Linked DNA regions of Homo sapiens: region 1 is linked to region 2. A link is an interaction called in ENCODE POLR2A ChIA-PET data of the cell type or tissue named here. Cell type or tissue: PC-3. All regions are shown on one strand. Links, peaks and the distances in the headings refer to the core of each region. The heading gives the core; the rest is flanking DNA.

What was found. ChIA-PET counts read pairs that join two places held together with the same protein. Peaks named below come from ENCODE experiments on the same cell type or tissue, not always from the same donor. Only the 100,000 strongest peaks of a DNase experiment are listed, where the experiment ranks them.
Region 1: POLR2A ChIA-PET joins it to region 2 with 10 read pairs; 3 of 35 experiments call an interaction of 5 or more read pairs at or near these places.

Annotation. Positions count from the first base shown.
Region 1 is chr15:79,802,281-79,812,451 of GRCh38, reverse strand. No RefSeq gene overlaps it. Among named protein-coding and RNA genes, the nearest start is that of TRC-GCA5-1, 63 kb to the right of the region's middle. In PC-3, for the core only: no CTCF peak of the experiment used is centred there; no DNase peak of the experiment used is centred there.
Region 2 is chr15:79,870,623-79,880,793 of GRCh38, reverse strand. The region is part of intron 3 of ST20-MTHFS (ST20-MTHFS readthrough); the gene reads left to right. The region is part of intron 2 of MTHFS (methenyltetrahydrofolate synthetase); the gene reads left to right. Among named protein-coding and RNA genes, the nearest start is that of MTHFS, 21 kb to the left of the region's middle. RefSeq lists a silencer at 6,253-6,547. In PC-3, for the core only: no CTCF peak of the experiment used is centred there; no DNase peak of the experiment used is centred there; H3K27ac peaks cover 1,048 bases.

The DNA of each region.
Region 1 (10,171 bases), core at 1,214-9,213, 69 kb after region 2:
AAAAAATTATTTTTGTGAAGAGAGGCACAAATGCCATGAGGCCTGAAAGATCTCCCTTTTGGGCTCATCTTCCTCCTGAAATTGCCCTTTTTGCACGTCTTGTTTTGGAATCCAAGTCTGCCCTGAGTTTAGTTCCTTGGTTGTGAAACGTGGCTCTGCAGTGTCAATGATCCAACTTGAAGCAGCTGCTGCCAAGCCCGTGCTCCTGGCCCTCAGGTCTTGGATTCAGCAGGAACTGGCCACATTCCAAATACTGGCGTCTGCAGCTCTGGGCGCTTGTGTACAGCATATTGCAAGTGCTGAGAAACTAACCACCCACCAGATCCTGGCCAGGGCAGATGACGGTAACTCCATCATTTCCCTCAGGCAGGGGTAACATTGAGGAGTGTATTCCACACCACTGTCCACAGTGTTCTTCTGGGGTATGCTCCTGTCACCCATAACGGTGGCTGGTTTGACACGGCACTCTTTACTGGCTGACTTCTCTTCTTTGTCTTCTTCCGACTCCCCACCCCAAACAAACTACTTGGCCTTGAATCCTTATCACGGAGTCTACTTGTGGAAGAATGCAAACTAAGACAAGCACTGTTACTGCATCATACTCTACTGTTCCATTATTATGACTACACAATAAACACACTGGCAACATGCTTCTGCACATATTTGCTCATCAAATCCTCCCATGAACCCTATGGATTAAATATTCTTGTCTTTGTTTTGCAGAGAGGGAAATAGGGATACATCAGAGAGGTAAATCAATTTGCCTAGTGCTGACCGGTGAATCAGCTGGCGGCCTGGCCTGCTGCCCAGGGCACTTTCCTTTCCAACACCAGGACCCATAAGGCTGTGCATATGTGGCACCAAGTGGATAAGAGTGTGGAGACAGAGCTGGCAGGGAGGCCCAGGCTGTGAAGGGTGTCCTCATGCCCTGAGATAATCTACACTTAGAGAAGAGCATTCGGATGATCGGTCATGGACGGCCACACACATGTCCCTGGAGACTCATGCCTTCACACAAATGCCAGTGTGTGCACACTTGGACCCACATGTGCAGAAACCTGTTAGTGGCAATTTCAATTTCCTAATTAAAAACAAACAAGGTAGTCATGTTCTATCCAGCGTCCCACACTCGAGCTTATGGAATCCAAGGGCTTCCTCCGGTCATCTGGCCCAGCCACCTGCATCTGACCTGAACCAACATGGAATGGGGTCTTGTCAGCTAAGAAGCAGTGCTTAACCAGCCATTGAGTGAGCTGTTAGGGACCCTGGAATAATTACAGCCTTCTCAAATGAGAAGATGAAGAGGGGTTTTTTAGTGTGTGTGTGTGTGTGTGTGTGTGTGTGTGTGTTTTGATAGTTTGAGATTTAAAATTACATAGTAGAACTAATAGGCCCTTTCTGTCTCATAATTATGTTTGTCTTGATACAAACCCTTAAACGTTTGGCTGCTGGTCTTGGATGAAACTCCCAGCCTCAGATGGAATTGTAACGCCATGATGAGCCATTATGCTGTGGCCAAGGGTAGTCCCTCTGCGACACTTGCTGCCTGGCAGTGCTGTTGTTCTCAGCATGTACAACAAGGGCTCATATCAGAAGGAGGTTATATTTTCCATGGAGCTGTCACAGGGGCCCAAGGACTAGGAGGCAGGAGCTACTGGCTCAGGAATCCTTGGGAGTTAGATGGGACCTGGGACTCTGTCATTTCCCCCTTTGCTGGAAACACAGAGCTTTGAGAATGCTACAGTCCAAGCAAGAGTGGCACTGGGCTGCCTTCATCTATATGGAGATTATTCCTTCAACAGAGCAATTGCAGATAATTGAACTTTATAAATTGTTCTATCCCAAAGAATAATGAACATTGAGACCATTCCACCAGGATGATGAGTTTAGTCCTGGAATAGATGTCGTACAAGTCGGGTGGTGAACTGCACTGAACATGCCTGGAGTGATGTTAGGAAGACAGCAAGCTGAAAATTAGCATTCCAGAAGGGATAAAGCCATCTGCATACAATATTAGAAGATTTTATGACATTATGTTTCTAGGTAGTTTGGACTCCCTGAGTTAGTTAAGAAACTTAATTTTCTTTCCATCACAAATATCTTAGGGATCTTTTGGTTGCAAGTAAGAGAAATCCATGTGCTTATTAAAGTAAAGGGAGATGCTTTATGAGTGAGGCAGGATAACCTGGTAGAGAAATTAGGTGTTTTTTCCTTCCTTCTCTCAAAAGGCTGGCAAAAGACTAGCTCCTTATTTTGGAGGACTGATGTAGTCTTTGCTTTGAGGGAGAAGAGAATTTTTAAAAGTCAACTTTAAATATCAGTTTCATACTCTAAAATGTATCAGTTCAAAAACTGTAATTTGATGTGCTTTGACAAAGATGTAACCACCACCACGATCCTGAAAGAGAACATTTCATCACCCCCATGAGCCCCTTTGAGCCAGTCCCCTCCCAACACCTGGGCCGCTGGTATCACTGATCTGCTTTCTGTCACTGTTTTGCTTTGTGAAGATTTCATAGAAATGGACTCTACAGTGTCTGTTGGTGTCTGACTTCTTTCACTTTGCATAATACTTTTGAGAGCTGTTCATGCTCTCACATGTATCAGTAGTTCTTCCTTTTTATTGCTGAGTAGTATTCTGTTGTATAAGTACACCACAATTTATCTGTTCAGCAATTGATACATATTTGAGTTTCATTTCTGAATAAAGTACGTGCCTTTGTGTGAACTTAGGTTTCCTTATCTCATGGGTAAATACCTCAAAGTAGAATTTCTGGGCTGTAGAGTAAGTGCATGTCCCATTTTATAAGAAACTATAAAACTTTTACAAAGTGGCTGTACCATTTTGCATTGCTGCCATCATGTATGACAGTTTCAGTTGTCCCACATCCTTGACAACTCTTGGTATTAATCAGTCTTTAATTTTAGCCATTCTAGTGAGCATGTAAGTGTATCTCAAGGTGGTTTTAATTTACATGTTTCTAATGAATAAAGATATTGAGCATCTTTTTTTGTTTATCTTCTTTGGTGAAGCAACTATTCAAATTGTCCACTTTTAAAGTTGAGTTCTTTATATATTAGATGAATTCTTTACATATTTTGGATGTAAGTTCTTTATCAGATACATGAATTTGAAAATATTTTCTAGTCTGCACTCATCTCTTAATTTTCTTAACAATGTCTTTTACTTGGAGTGTTTATATTGTTTACATTATTTATTGAAACTTTAAAAATTTTAGGCTGGGTGTGGTGGCTCACACCTATAATTCCAGCACTTTGGGAGGCCAAGAGGCAGGCAGATCACTTGAGGTCAGGAGTTCAAAACTAGCCTGGCCAACATGGTGAAACCCCGTCTATACTAAAAATACAAAAATTAGCCAGGCGTGGTGGCATGCTCCTGTAATCCCAGCTACTCAGGAGGCTGAGGCAGGAGAATCACTTGAAACCGAAAGGTGGAGGTTGCAGTGAGCTGAGATTGTACCACTGCATTCCAGCCTGGGCGACAGAGTGAGACTCTGTCTCAAAAAAAAAAAAAAAAAAATTAAATGTAATTTCAGACTTAGAGAAAAGTTGCATGAATAATACCAAGAATTCCAAGATACACTTTGCCCAGATTTCCCAAATGTTATTATTATTATTTTTTAATATTTGCTTGCTTTCTCTTTCTCCCTGGCCTCCCATCTTTGTTTCTCTGTGTTTTCACATGGTTCCTTTCTGTATAGGCCAGTTTCTCTGACTCTCTGGTTAAGCACCGTTTAATTATAACTAGTAGCTCTGAGTTCCAATTTCAAATGGCTGGAGAGAATTTAACCGGTTCAGGTTAGGTTGGGTATCAGCCCCTGACCCAATCAACAGTGATCTTATTGTGTGGTTCTTTGAGAATAAATCATGGATGCATTTTCTAAGGATGAATTAAAGGGTAGGAGAAGAAACAATGAGTATCTGTTCTATAAAATATTAAATTATTTGAAACATTACAAGTATATATAGCTTTCCAAATGAGTACTGTTTTCTTACAGTTACCCGGAGATGCCAGATGCCTTTCCCCAAACCTATGTACTTATTTTATTCCTCACCCTAGGACTTGTCTTTGGGGAGCAGCTTTAGGGTCAGTTACTTTTCACTAAAAGAAAATCAGTATCTATTCTTAGTAGTCACACTTCCCTCTTTACTAAAGCGTGGTACTTTTTCACTTTTAATTCCTCGTGACAAAACCCAACTGGATATCTGAGAGTGCAGTTGGCTGTGGGCAAAACTGGGTTAAAGGCCGTAAACACATCTCTCTCCATCTCTTAGCCAGGGTTTCTCCATGTTGCAGCCCAGAATTCCCGCTCTGTCGTTCTCTCGGGGACAACTGGAATCTAGAAGTTCAAAGGTACTGTCATCTCTCTCTCTCTTGCTCTCTCCCTCTGTCTTATTTTTTTTTCTTTCTAGTCACCCCATACCCTACAGACAAGCCTTCTTAACATGGCTGTCATAGTCACTGGCAGCCCCAAAACCTGCAGTCTATGTTAGCCAGAATAATGGCCTCCAAAAGATGTCCATGTATAATCTCTGGAACCTGTGACTATGTTCCATTACCTGGCAAAAGAAACTTTGCAGATGTGATTAAGAATCTTGAGATGGAAATATTATCCTGGATTATCAGCTGGGTGGGTCCAATGTGGTCCTTATAAGAGGTGGGTAAGAAAGTTGGCTGTGTGTGATGGCTCACAACTGAAATCCTAGCACTTTGGGAGGCTGAGGTGGGTGGATTGCCTGAGCTCAGGAGTTCAAGACCAGCCTGGGCAACACAATGAAACCCTGTCTCTACTAAAATACAAAAGAAAATATCTGGGCGTGGTGGTGTGCACCTGTAGTCCCAGCTACTTGGGAGGCAGAGACAGAAGAATTGCTTAAACCCGGGAGGCAGAGGTTGCAGTGAGCTGAGATCATGCCATTGCACTCCAGCCTGGGTGACAGAGCAAGACTCTGTCTCAATTAAAAAAAAGAAAAAAGAAAGTTGAAGGTGGAAGAAGGAGAGGGAACAATGAAGCAGAACTTGGAGTAATGCCCTTTGAAGATGGAGTAAGGGGCCACAAGCCAAAGAATTTGGGAAGTCTCTAGAAGCTAAGAAAAGTGAGGAAAAAGATCCTCCTCCAGAGCCTTTAGAAGGAACCAGCCCTGCTGACACCTTGAATTTAGCTCGCTGAAACTGATTTCAGATTTCTGGCCTTCGGAACTATAAGAGAATAAATTCAAGTTGTTTCAAGCCATGAAGTTTGTTGGAATTTGTCATAGCAGCAATGGGAAATTGAGATACAACCTGAAAAGAAGAGAGACCTTTTTTCCAACATTGATATGCTAAATCTAACAGAGGTTTTCTGATTTGCCTTACTTGGATCATATACCCACTTTTGGAGCCAGACACACTGGACAGAAGCATGAGGTAGCATGAGTGGCCACCTTGAACTCAGGAGTCAGAAGAAGTACTTGTATTTGGGTTGGGGAGAGCCCATTCCATCACAGACAGAGAGTAGCTGGCCAGATGAGAGGACAGGTGTGCTCTATGACCCACTCTGACCTCCCCCTCCCAATGCAACCAGCCTATGCGCCAAATGACTGTTGAAAATCAACTCCATTCTTCGAGGACAAAGCCTTGACTGCAATGAGAACATTCAGAAGATTGTGCTTCAGGTTCACAAAGCTGTTTCTAGGGAAGACTATTTTGTGGTCTCTAGAGCACATATTTGAATGGAACAAGCTTCATTTGCATATGCAAGATTGGATATTTCCGTTGTAAATTTTTTTTTTTTTTTTTGGTCAAAAGGAAGTTCTGGGTCTATATTCAGAGCCTGCCATGTGCCAGCTTGGTAAAGTCTCTGAATTTCAGTTTTCTCATCTGTAAAATGGAGATAATTATACTTCCTTATGGGTTATTGAAAGGATTAGAAAAGGCGATTTATATAAAACCTAGCACTACTTAAATAACATACGCAAAGCTTAGCACAGTTGTTCAATAAAGAATTGGTATATTTGTCTTGTTCTATATATAAAGTAATATGAAATTAGTTTGTGAAAGTCAGACTGAATTGTGAGTGAGCTTGAGTTGTTAAAGCTATGTATCTCAGTACATAGATTACCATGAACAGGCATAAAATTTATTGTACCTTCTATATGTATATGTAGTGATTTTTTTAAAAGCTAAAAATCCTAACTCTTTTTTTCCTCTTCTTGTACCTGCTCAATTCTCTGTGGAATTTTTAGTGTTTTACCTGTTTCACAGAGTGTGATTGCCATTCGGCATTTGTGTGTGTGTCATTTGAAGAACATATGACTTTTCTGCTAGAGCGTAGATTCCGTAAGGATTGGAATCATGTCTGCTTTTTCTTACCGCCGTGTTCCCAGCGCCTAGGCCAGTGGCTAGCCCATGGTAAATGCTCAATAAATATTTGTTGAAGGAGTGATGTGCAGGGATTAAAAACAAAAGAAAGCTTGAGAGAAAACCAGTAAGGAGGCAGATGGGAGTGGCCAACACTGCTGGATGCTGCCAGGAGGGCAAGTATGATGAGGCCTGGAAAAGTGGGCTTTGGACTCTGGCAATCTGAAGGTCACTGGTGATCTTGATGAGAACAAAGTCATGGAGTGATGGAGGCTGGAGCTGACCCACAGCAGGCCGAGAGCAGAGTGGTAGGAAATTGGAGGAGTGTGGATGAATCTTCCTAGAATGGCAGGTGGCCAAGAACAAGCCACCCAGGACAAAGTTTACTCTTCTCCTATGGACACAAGTTTTCACTGTGAGCAGGGATCTCCTCCTTACCTACCATTTCCCCTGAAGCACAGCCCCAGGAACCTAGTGAATCTTCTCTGTTCCCAGTGGAGATGGGATACCAGCCTTTTGTGGTTGTGTGTACCTGGGATCGCCATACTGCCCTGGTGTATTCCTGCTCCTGGCTTTGTGACAACCCTCTGCTGATTGCTAGCAAGTGACAGCCTTGTCCTCAAGCACAGGTGGTACTCATGGGCGTGAGCAGTCAAGGGCTCTGGAGGCAGCCCAGTGCGCAGTGCTTCTTATCAAGGAGGCTAGTGTCGGATCCCACACCCACCGAGGGTGCTAATGTCCTGGGAAGGGTGGCACTGGGGTCTAGCTGGCCACCTGGAGTTTCTGTCAAGGTCTAGAACAGGAGCAAGTAAGAGTTGATGTCCACTGGTCACTTTCATATAAATACATTTGTCATTTAGAGGCAGGAACTCAGGATCATTTCAACTCTAAGGTACTGGAATTATCCAGACCCATGTTTGTATTTAATTGAATGACTTCTAGATTCACAGACCTTACAGATTTATCAAGTTCAGCATCCCCTGCATATCATGTGATGAAATCCCTGCAAAATAGCCTCAATCCTCTGACTCAGCACTTTCAGGACCAGGGGCCTCCCTGCTTCCCATGACAGTCAATGCAGTCTTTGGATTACTCCTCAACTAATGTTTCTGTCAAGCTCTATTTTTCAAAAATAGTTATTCCTTAAAAATAAAAAAGGCTTTTCCTCCTTATATTCTCCCTATTGCCTTTTCTTGAGCGATCCCTTCTTTCGCAATAGAAACAGAGCTACAGAACATGTGGTTGTTGAGGGGCCTCAGTCCATACCATTCACACCACGTGATTCGTATGAAGTTGGCCCCCTGTGTGCACTATGAACAGGCCTCTTTCTTTGCATGAAGAATGTCTGTACTGAGTGAAGGACTGTGGAAAGAAAAGATAGGTAGAAGCCTTCTAGACTGCTACGCAGTCTAAGAAAAATTTGGCAAAACTGTTGCGGAGTCCTAGAGCTACAATTAGACATTGGAGGGCTCACCTTAGTAGCCCTGCTGCGCTTAGTCAGTGGCTGGAAGTGGCTTTGGGAAGGTTTACCTGGGCTCAAACATGATAATATATTTCAAAGGCAGCCAGAGTCCTTGGTCAGTTGTTCTCCTTGTAGTTGGAGATCTGTGAGATGAATGCTCATGGCCACCATGTCACAGTCTCCCCTTCGGTGTCTGGGACAGTCAACAGCCTTGCAATAGGGAGAATAAAATGTTGGCCTTGTTCTTTCTGTAAAAGGGTGTTGTTGGCCACAGATATGCTCATATTTAGATCTAGAGTTCAGCTTTACCTGTACCTTACAGTGAGATGTTGCCTTTACTGAACTGTCCTCACCAGGAGAGAAAACTGCTACTTGCAGTGACTTTTTTTTTTTTTCTGGTGGCCACAGTTATGTGCTTATTAGCTCAAACTAGTGAGGAATGTAGAAAAATCACCACATACATGGTACATTTTGGTTCAAAGGGGCTTTCCATCCATTATCTCATTTGATTCTCAGCAAGACCTTGTGAAGTTGGTAGTTCAGGGGACCCCCATTTTACACTTGGAGAGACCAAGACTTAGAAAAGTCAAAAGAGGCCGGGCACAGTGGCTCACGCCTATAATCCTAGCACTTTGGGAGGCTGAGGTGGGTGGATTATGAGGTCAGGAGTCTGAGACTAGCTAAGATGGTGAAACCCTGTCTCTACTAAAAAACACAAAAATTAGCCGGGTGCCGTGGCGAGCGCCTGTAGTCCCAGCTATTTGGGAGGCTGAGGCAGGAGAATCACTTGAACCCAGGAGGTGGAGGTTGCCATGAGCCGAGATCGCACCACTGCACAGCCTGGTGACAGAGCGAGACTCCGTCTCAAAGAAAAAAAAAAAAAGTCAAAAGGACCAATCAAAGTCAATCAAAGTCACATGGTCTCTAAGTGGAAGAACTGGGACTCAAATCCAAGTGTCTCATTCCAGATCCTGGAATATTTCCGTGATAACCTGCCTTGGTGGAAGAGGACTTGGGAACAAGTAGAAAGGACTAGACTCCTCTTCCCGTCTTTCTGTATCTGGTGGGATTGTGAACAAGGAATATAGTTTTATATGGCCTTGATGACTTTTATATGGCCACTTAGTTTTAGATGGCCTTAATGACTCCAATGGGCTGTGCACTCATGGCAGCCTCAGTTGGCCAAAGAGGACACCTACTCTTCCATCTTCTCAGCAGCTGCACAGAGACAATTGACGTCTAGCAGCCTAGGGAACTGAGCATGGGAATCTCTTTGTACAGTCAGACGCATGTAGTGCTCTTCTCTGACTCCAAACCGAGGCTATTTAGGACTATTCACTCATTACCTTACTGCATGTCTTGCATCAGAAATCCTAGTTTGCTGCATAAGATAGCAAGGACTGTGTCTCCTCCACTTTCTCCTCGTGGGTTTCCACACACCTGCCATTAATGAACTGTATTTCCAAAGCTCAGGTTCTTTGTGTGTGGGCTCAGCTTTTCTGATTGCAGTGGGTAGAGTGTGGCAGGGCAGGAGGGGAAAGAGGTTGAAGAGATGGAGAGTCTGAGAGTTTGGAGTCAAGCTCCAAAGATTAATCCCAATGTGAGAGGCCTGTGGTCTTCAACTCAGAAAAGAGAAAGCCTCTTTCAATCCCTTCTTGTGGGTTAGAAATCCTGCTCTATACCACATACACCATGGAATACTGTGCAGCCACAGAAAGGAACAAGATCATGTCCTTTGCAGGGACATGGATAGAGCTGGAAGCTGTTATCAGCAAACTAACACAGAAACAGAAAACCAAACACTGCATGTTCTCACTTGTAAGTGGGGGCTGAACGATGAGAACACACGGACACATCACGGGGAACAACACCCACTGGGGACTGTCGGGGTTAGGGTGAGGAGAGAGCATCAGGAAGAATAGCTCATGGATGCTGGGCTTAATACCTAGATGATGGGTTGATCTGTGCAGCAAACCACCATGACACATGTTTACCTATGTAACAAACCTGCACATCCTGCCCATGTACTCTGGAATGTAAAATAAAAGTTGAAAAAATAATAATAAAAATAGAAATCCTGCTCTGCTCATTGGGTACCATGGGACAAAAGCCCAGCTTCCATCACATCTGGCCAAGGACCTCCAACATCAGAAAACTAACAAAGACAGAACTTTGCTAGAGAGTAGAATCAAGGTCTCCTGGTTTCTGCTCTGATAATATTAATCATCATGATCATAGTAGTAACCAACATTTTTCTCATAGGACAGCTTATGAAACATCATTTGTGTAAATTGCTGTATTTCATTTACTTTCCTACTTCTGGGTTCTCTGCTCTCCAGCACCACAAG
Region 2 (10,171 bases), core at 810-8,809:
TTGCTTTACTACTTGCAGGGATTAGGAGTCCACTATTTAATAGAGAACCCCATTTCATTTACCCCACTTTATAAAAGGTTAGAAAAGTACTCTCCATATTAAGTTTATGGCTTCATGTAACTTTCACCTGATGGTCCTTTAGAGAAACATATAAATAGTCTTCAAACATTTTTTTTTTGGTGTGTTTGGGCTTAGCACAGTGCCCTGATGAATCTGAGGTACCATCTCTTTCTTCAGTAACTTAAATATCCTTTTTAAAGTACAGCTGAGAATTGTATATTGAGTGAATGACTGATAGTATTGCAAAGAAATGCAGATATAATAGCACATGATCCATCAATGTTTATCTTTTATGTTAATCGTCATCTACAAAACCAGATTGTATTGATTATTATCCATAAATAAACAAGCAGAGGCCGGGCGCAGTGGCTCACACCTGTAATCCCAGCACTTCAGGAGGCTGAGGAAGGCGGATCACAAGGTCAGGAGATCGAGACCATCCTGGCTAACATGTTGAAACCCCGTCTTTACTAAAAAATACAAAAAAAGAAAAAGAATTAGCCAGGCGTGGTGGTGGGTGCCTGTAGTCCCAGCTACTCAGGAGGCTGAGGCAGGAGAATGGTGTGAACCCAGGAGGCAGAGCTTGCAGTGAGCTGAGATCATGCCACTGCACTCCAGCCTGGGCGACAGAGCGAGACTCCGTCTTAAAAAGAAAAAAAAGAACAAAAGCAGAATAAACTAATTTACTGTTGGATGAAGTAGGCAGCAAATCATGAGATGGAAATTGAACAGAAACAAAAAATATCTTCCTAACTGCCCATGTCATTACTTTGGGTTAAAGCAGTCAAATCCACTGTAAAAATTTAAGTGTTCTTTGGGTGTAGTGACACAGGGAACCAGAATCACTTGTAAGAAGTCCTGTGATTAATTAAAAAACAAGAAAGAGCTAGGAAAGAAATTTTGATTTTAGTCAGAGTTTTGTGTGTATATATGTGTGCATGTGTGTGTGTATATGCATGTGCTGTGTATAAAATGGGTCATGATGTTTTTCTTACTGAGTTTCTAAAATGTTTGAAAGCCACTGATTTAGGCCTCTGCTTCTCAAGAAGGCATGCATCTATTACAGGCCTTATTGGGTAAATTTTCTTCAACTATTAATTTTACTTCAACATTTTAGCAGAAACAAACCAGAAAAACAAACATATAAACATACAAACCACACATTAGTTTTATAACAAATACAATCACAAAGGTAGCATATAGAAGATAAATAAAATTCACAAATTTTAAGGAAAAAAATTAGCTGGGCATGCTGGTGGGTGCCTGTAATCCCAGCTACTCAGGAGGCTGAGGCAGGAGAATTGCTTGAACCCAGGAGGCGGAAGTTGCAGTGAGCCAAGATCACACCATTGGACTCCAGCCTGGGGGACAGAGTGAGACTCTGACTCAAAAAAAAAAAAAAAAAAAAAAAAGGGTAATAATTTAAAGGTAAAACACAAAATATTAAAGCAAAAACTTTGCCTCTGTGGGCAGGCCTGCAGGCAGACCCTCCAGGGATTTTAACTTTCTCTGCAGTTACCTTAGTGAAAAATTTGGGAAGTACTGGTCATTTAGTGGAATTTCAAAATTCCACTAATGGATGATACAAATGAAAAGCATGATACAAATGAAAATGAAAATTTTTTGTGTTAAATTTTTTTTGATGTGCTGTTTTAGTTCCTCTGTTGATTTTTAAGCTATGTATTAAATTGTTTTTGCAGTTTCTGGAGGGATTACATCTTTTATTTAGTACAGTCTGTTTCAGATTAGTATTCATCTGACTCCAGTAAAATACAGCAACTTTGCTCTTATATAATTCCATTCTTCCTTCCCCATTTATGTTATTATTGTCATATTGAGGCAGGAAATTAAAGAAAGAAAGAAAAAAAAAAAGGGAATAAGCTTTCCTGTGCTAGGCTGACTTGTCCCAGAGGCAGCAACAAGCACAGCTGAAACCCAGGAAAAGTCTTGATAATACTATCTAAGAAGCCAGGACACAGAAGAATGTGCTCTGGAGACTCTCCCACCACTCCCTCCACATAGGGAGAAGAAAAACAAATTTCTCTTTGTTTTACAGTATGAGTTTATAGATTCCTGTTCCCTGTAACTAGTGACTTCTAGTATTCTGTTTTATCTAAGCAGTGGAGTGATGGTCATAAAGCAACTGAGCAGGCCTGAGATACGGCCACCTGGGCACCATAGTGAAGGCCATGGAATAAGCCTTGCTAGGCACTACGGCAAACTAGATAATGGCCATCTGAGTTGCATAGCAATGGTCATGTGTAATCCTGAGTTATGAACCTGTTACAATTTGATTAACCGTCTTGTCTTGCCTCTGTATCCTTGCTTTTGCTTTGCGCCAGTGTAAGCTTGACTCAAGTTAGCCCATCCCCTTTTAGAAGTGTGTATAAGCGTCAAGTGCTGTCTTTGTTCTTGGCTCAGTTTTTGGATGTTGAGTCTGCTGGGTCTGAGTGCACTCAGAAAAGATCCTCCTGGTTTACCCCGAGGTCTCTCTTGTCCTCCTAATTCACACGACAGTATAAGTTACATCTGTATGTACTATAAATCTAACAAATAGTATTATAATTATTGCTTTAAGAACTCTTATGTTTTAAAAAGGAATAGAAGAAAAGAGAAAAAACCAGTCTTTTGTGTTTACCTTCCTACTTACTGTTTCCAGTGTTCTTCATTCTTTCCTGTGAATTCAAGTTACCATCCAGTGTAATTTCCTTTTGGCCCAAAGGATTTTCTTTAGTCTTTCTCAGACAGCTCTGCCAGTAATTAATTCTCTCAGTTTTTGTTTATCTAGGAATGTCTTATTCTGCCTCTATTTTTGAAAGGGTTTTGCTGAATATGAAATTCTTAGTTGACATATGTATTTTTTTTCCTTTCAGCATGTTCAATGTTATTCTTCTGCCTTGTGGCCTCCATTGTTTCTGATGAGAAGTCATCATTCATTCTATTTTTGTATTTCCCTTTTTATAATAAGTTATTTTTCTCTTTCAGCAGTTTGACTCTGATGTGTAAAAATGTAGATTTCTTTTCTTTTTTTTTTGAGATAGAGTCTCGCTCTGTCACCAGGCTGAAGTGCAGTGACATGATCTTGGCTCACTGCAGCCTCTGCCTCCCGGGTTCAAGCAATTCTCCTGCCTCAGCCTCCCAAGTAGCTAGGACTACAGGTGTGCACTGCTACGCTTGGCTAATTTTTTTGTATTTTTAGTAGAGATGGGGTTTCACCATGTGGGCTAGGATGGTCTTGATTTCCTGACCTCGTGATCCACCCGCCGTGGCTTCCCAAAGTGCTGGGATTACAGGCATGAGCCACCGTGCCTGGCATGTGTAGATTTCTTTAGTTTTATCCTATATGGGATTTATTGAGCTTCTTGGGTCTGTAGATTAATTTTTTCATCAACTATAGGAGGTTCTCAGCCATTATTTTTCAAAAAAAATTTTTTTCCTGCCACATTGTCTCTCTTCTCCTTCTAGGACTCTTATTCCATGTATAGTATATTGGTATTCTTGATATTGTCCCACAAGTCACTTAGGCTGTGTTCATTTTTCTTCAGTCTTTTTTTTCTTTTTTCACGTTGGATAATTTCTGTAGATCTGTCTTTAAGTACACTGCCTTTTTTCTTCCATCATCTCAAACCCATTGTTGAATCCATGTAGTGCATTTTTTATTTCAGTAGTTGTACTTTTCTTTTTTTTTTAAAAAAGGAGTTTCACTGTTGTCGCCCAGGCTGGAGTGCAATGGTGCAATCTCAGCTCACTGCAACCTCTGGTCCCTGGGTTCAAGTGATTCTCCTGCCTCAGCCTCTTGAGTAGCTGGGACTACAGGCACGTGCCACCACACCCAGCTAATTTTTGTATTTTTAGTAGAGATGGAGTTTCACCATGTTGGCCAGGATGGTCTCGATCTCTTGACCTCGTGATCCACCTGCCTTGGCTTCCCAAAGTGCTGGGATTATAGGCATGAGTCATTGTGCCCTGCCAGTTGTTGAACTTTTCAACTGTAGAGTTTGATACTTATTGAAAGTTTCAGTTTCTTCATTGATATTCTTTATTTGTTGAGTCATTGGTGTCATATATTCATTTAATTCTAGGAACATTTGTTTCCTTTACTTTTTTTTTTTTTTTTTTGGGATGGAGTCTCACACTGTCACCTAGGCTGGAGTGCAGTGGCATGATCTTGGCTCACTGCAAGCTCTGCCTTCTGGGTTTACACCATTCTCCTGCCTCAGCCTCCTGAGTAGCTGGGACTACAGGTGCCTGCCACCACGCCCGGCTAATTTTTTTTTGTATTTTTAGTGGAGACCGGGTTTCACCATGTTAGCCAGGATGGTCTCGATCTCCTGACCTTGTGATCTGCCCACCTCGGCCTCCCAAAGTGCTGGGATTACAGGCATGAGCCATTGCGCCTGGCCTACTTTAGTTTTTTTGAACAGAATTTTCTTTAATTCTTGGCTCATATTCATAATGGCTGCTTTGATGTCTTTGCTAAATTGAATATCTTGGCCCACTTAGACTTCATTTTCCTTGACTGATTTCCCCCACCTTGATTATAGGTCACTTTCTTGTTTCTTTGCATATCCTATATTTTTTTTGTTGTTGAAATCTTTTTGATAATATCTTGTAGTATCTCTGGATTCTGATTTACTTTTTGAAGTGTTTGTTTGTTTTTTGGTAACTAGCTTGCTCTTAGCCAGTTAGCACATATCTCCCTATGATATGTGTCTATAGATATCTCTGCTCAATTTTTGTGTGCTTATTTATTTTTTGGCCTGGCTTCCTAGGTGCTGCTCCTATGTCCATATAGCTTAGTGGTGAGCCAATGATTGTTTCTTCAAATATTCAAATCTTTTGCCCAATTTTAATTACATTGCCTTTTTACTGTTGTGTTATCTAAGTTTTTTATGTGTTCTGGATAATAAGTTCCTTGTCAGATATGTGATTTGCAAATATTTCTCCCATTGTGTTTTTTCACTCTCTTGATGGTGAACTTTGAAGCAAAGTTTTTGATTTTGATGGAGTCCTATGTAATAATTTTTTGCTACTTGTGCTTTTGGTATCATAGCTAAGAAACCATTGCCTAATCCAAGGTCATGAAGATTTATGCCTCCGTTTTTTTCTAAGAGTTTTATTGTTTTAGCTCTTACATTTAGGTCTTTGATGTATTTTGAGTGAATTGTTGTAAATGGTATAAGTTGGGGCCAACTTATTCTTTTGTATATGGATATTTGGTTGTCCCAGCACTGTCTTTAAAAAGATGATTCTTTCCGTATTGCATTGTCTTGGCATTGTGTCTTCTCTGTTTTTGAAGGACAGCTTTGCTGGAGATAGAATTCTTGGCTGGCAGTGTTTTTCATTCAGCACTTTGAATGTGTTATTTTCACTGCCTTCTGGCCTCCAGGTTGCCATTGACAATTCAGCTGTTAATCTTATGAGGATCTGAGGATCTCTAGTGATTTTTTTTTTTTTTTGTCGCTTTTGTTGCGGGAAGTCAGGGACCCTGAACGGAGGGACCGGCTGAAGCCATGGCAGAAGAACATAAATTGTGAAGATTTCATGGACATTTATTAGTTCTCGAAATTAATACTTTTATAATTTCTTACACCTGTCTTTACTGCAGTCTCTGAACATAAACTGTGAAGATTTCATGGACATTTGTCACTTCCCCAATCAATACTCTTGTGATTTCCTATGCCTGTCTTTATTTTAATCTCTTAATCCCATCATCTTTGTAAGCTGGGGATGTGTGTCGCCTCAGGACCCTGTGATGATTGCGTTAACTGCACAAATTGTTCGTAAAGCATGTGTGTTTAAACAATATGAAATCTGGGCACCTTGAAAAAAGAACAGGATAACAGCGATGTTCAGGGAACAAGGGAGATAACCATCAGGTCTGACTGCCTGAGAGCCGGGCAGAACAGAGCCATATTTCTCCTCTTACAAAAGCGAATAGGAGAAATATCGCTGAATTCTTTTTTTCAGCAAGGAACAGCCCTGAGATAGCCTTCTAGATTCCCTGGAATATGTCGGAGCTTTTCAAAGGCTCCTCAGGACATCTTCTTCCCCAGTTTTTCCTTTTAAGTTTTTTGGTCAGCCTCTTGTTAGCACTAACTGGATTCCTGCCCCAGACAGCTGTGATATTAAACAATTGCCATTGATTTTTAAAATAAATGTCCTAGGGCTAGGGCTTTTTGCATGGAGAGAGCTATGAGTCAGATCAAGTAAAGATAAGACCTGACAATGCACCTTTTCAGGGAACTGCCAGACAAATTAATTAGTGACAGTTTTCTGGGATGGAGCTTTTGTTGAGCTCCAAACCTGTTCTGCCCCTCCATTGGCTGCCAGGCTGTTGGTGGTTGTCACAGCTATTTTAGTTGTAAGGCTGTTGATTTTCAAGTCTACCATGAAGCTGGGGAGAGGGGGATGGGAATGGGGCAAGTTGAAAAGGCACAAAGCTCACTGTTCTTACAGAGAATAAACATTTAGATTGGTGTAAGCCTTTGACTAATTTCTAGAGTTTTGAAAAGTTGATTTTGACCATTTTTCCCAATGTTCTTGCTGGTTTTATTAAGGAGCAGATTTTTAGTTTTCTACTCTGCCATTCTAGAAGTGATTCTGAGCCAGTGATTTAGATAGTAGTTGTTTTCAAACACTGGAATGCATGAAGCTCCACTGATTGATCTGTCTGTGAGTTGCAGAGTGCATTCAAGTTTTAGCACTTCTCTAGTTGTCCTTGGCTGTTACTCTCTGCCAAGCTCTCTCAGATCTTCCCTGCATATCCCTATAGTTTCTAGTCAGCCAGGTATGTAGGAAGAGTTTATCTCAGCCCTTCTATGGACCTCTTATTTTAGTATAGCCACATTACATTCCCATTATGCTCTTACACCAACTGGGATTACAACCTTGGCAAGTAAAGCTGTAATTTTTCCTGTAATATTCCTATGTTTAGCTCACAAAGCCCCCTACCACAAGTTAAGTCTGCCCCTTCTGGCAGCAGAGCTGCTGTTTTTTCCAGCCAGCCCCATATTGGTAAAACTGCCATTCTTGAGGACTGAGCTGGGGGCCTGGGAACCTCACCAGGTAAGAGGACCAGAGACTTCTGCTGTTCCTACTCAGTCTTTGGTCAGCTTCCAAATCCCTGAAATGGCTGGCTTTGGATGATTTTGTTTGATATACAGTATTTTTTTTTTCAGAGAGGATTTTCACTGATTTCTTACCATCATTGCAAAAGGGAATGTTCAGGAGAGGAAATTTCTGATTTTTCAGGGATGTGGTATGTGGGAGAGATGCATAATGTAATAACAGTCCAAATTTCTTGAGTACTTACTACCTGCCAGAAACTGTGCTAAGCAATTATTTTGCATTGCTTCATTTGATTCTTTCCATACCCTGCAGAGGCATGGGTGCTATTAATATCCTGCTCCTCTATTTTATAGATCAGAAAAAAGGCTCAGATGAAGTACCTTATCGATGGTCACACAACTCATGAGTGGCAGAAATAATATTAAGACCCAGGTCCCTTTGGCTGTTAAGACCCCAGCCCTAAACCACTACATCATATATCTATAGCTGGAGCCTGGCACCAGGAGGCGTCACAATGGGATTGAGATAGGGATACAGAAAGAAGGATGGGGACTGAAAGGTGAAGGGTCCTGAAGCCCTGAGCTTCCTCTTTTGCTGTTCTCACTCTGTTTCCTGGAGGTTTTACTGAGTGCCCTGTGGTGTTGACTGCGTCCTACTTGCAAGCCCTGTGGTCTCCCTAATGGTCAGCTAGGCTGGGCCTCTAAGGTCTTTCAGAAGTGCACAGCCCTATGGTGAAAAGGCATCCTTTCTCATGAGGTAACAGACCAGCAGGACTTGCTTTTTGGTCACGACACTGCTGACCAAAACAGGATGTGGTCCAGACAGGATAAAATGGAGAAACCGGCAGAAACCAGCAGACGATGACAAAAGTGATCCCTGGCTGCTGTCATTGCTCATTGGCATAAGAAACTCCTACCAGCACCATGACGATTTACAAATGCCATGGCAATGACCTGGAAGTTACTACCCCTTTCCATGGCAACAACCTGGAAATTACGATCCTTTTGTAGAAAGTTCTAAATAACCTCAATTTGCATTGACCTGCCCCTTAATTTACATATAGCCAAATGTGGGTTTACCTGAATGTTAAATACAGTTGCCAGGAGCCCCTGCCTTGCTGACTCTGGGCTACTGCCTGAGCGCTAGCCCTACTCTGCAAGGAGCAGTACTGTTCAGTCAAAGGCTCACTCCTGAATTCTTTCCCGGCAAAGCCAAAAACCCTCCTGGGCATAACCCCAGTTTTGGGGCTCACCTGTCCTGCATCACTCACATGACATTTCCCTATTTAAACACCCATGATCCCTGAGCCCTACAAGACCAGAAGGTCATAGGGCTCCACAGTGTTACCTGGTAATGTTACAGAATTAGATCAGAGAAAATGGGATTTCTTCATTGTAGTGTGCTTAATGATCTCTGTAAAGAGTATAGCATAAAAAAGCTTCATTAGTTTGAAGACTTATTTTGATTGAACTGCAGGATTTCTGTTTGGGCCTCGTGTATTCTATTAAAATGAAATAAAGTAGCTATACTTAAATTTTTTTTTTTTTTTTTTTTTTTTTGAGACGGAGTCTTGCTCTGTCGCCAGGCTGGAGTGCAGTGGTGTTATCTCAGCTCAGTGCAACCTCCACCTCCTGGGTTCAAGCGATTCTCCTGCCTCAGCACCCCTAGTAGCTGGGATTACAGGTGGCCACCACCATGCCCGGCTAATTTTTGTATTTTTTCGGTAGAGATGGGGTTTCACCATGTTGGCCAGGATGGTTTCAATCTCCCGACCTCGTGATCCATGCCTCGGCCTCCCAAAGTGCTGAGATTACAGGCATTAGCCACCGTGCCCGGCCTATGTAAAAAATTTTAATTTTAATAGCATTTGAAGTCAGCATTTAATTTTCTTCTTTTCTTTTTGTTTAAGCATTTCAAATTGTCACTTCAAACATTATACAGAGTTTCCTTGGTAGTACTTAAAAGTACTATTTTTCTAGTAATCACCTTTAAGTTTGGCATTAATTTTTTTTGTCTGAGAATATTTGTATAATTTTTTTATTCAGCAAAACTGCAAATGAATCGTTAATTATAAAAGAGGTAATGAAAGAAGATAAAGTGGAAATTGAACACTAAAAAAAAAAAAAATCCCTTTGTCTTGAATTCTCCCCTCATCAATTTTCTGTGGGGCATCCCTCTGTAAATAGCTTATGATTGAATTTTTGATATTTGTACCCAACTGGTAGTCTTTTAGTTAGGCTGTTCAGTCTGTCCTCTTTTTTTGGGAATAATGCATGTGTCTGGCCTTCTTTCTGTTACCTTTGTCATCATGTTTTTGGGAGACAATTTTTTTTGTCATTTCCTTTTCTTTGTGTCCTTTTTTCCCTCTAGTACTTCATAATTATGCATTCATTTCTACTATTGGTTACATTAAAATATTTTTAGCCTCAAATTCTCACTAGCATTATAAATATAGTATTTATTGACCTTACCCCTGTGAAAGACAAGAAATTAAATGTGCCTTTTCTTTTCTTTTTTTTTGAGACAGAGTCTCACTCTGTTGCCTAGGCTGGAGTCGAATGGAGCAATCTTGGCTCACTGCAACTTCCACCTCCCAGGTTCAAGTAATTCTCCTGCTTCAGCCTCCCCAGTAGCTGGGATTACAGTCATGTGCCACCACGCCCAGCTAATTTTTTGTATTTTTAGTAGAGACAGCTTTCACCATGTTGACCAGGCTGGTCTCGACCTCCTCAGTTCAGGTGATCTGCCTGCTTTGGCCTCCCAAAGTGCTGGGAATACAAGCATGAGCCACCACGCCCGGCCAATGTGCTTTTTCTTTCTAGCTTTTGTCAACATAAACTGGTGTTTAAAATTAATAGTAGTTTAAAGATGTGTATATTCTTTAAAGAATTTTTTTCATTGACATTCGATTATTTTCTTACTATATTATAGAGTATAGAGAAGAGTCATTTAAACTGAACTGTAAATTTTCCTGGGTTCATGATTCCTTGTTCCTACTGTTATAGCATATCTTCTTTATTCTTGATTTATGTATTTTGAT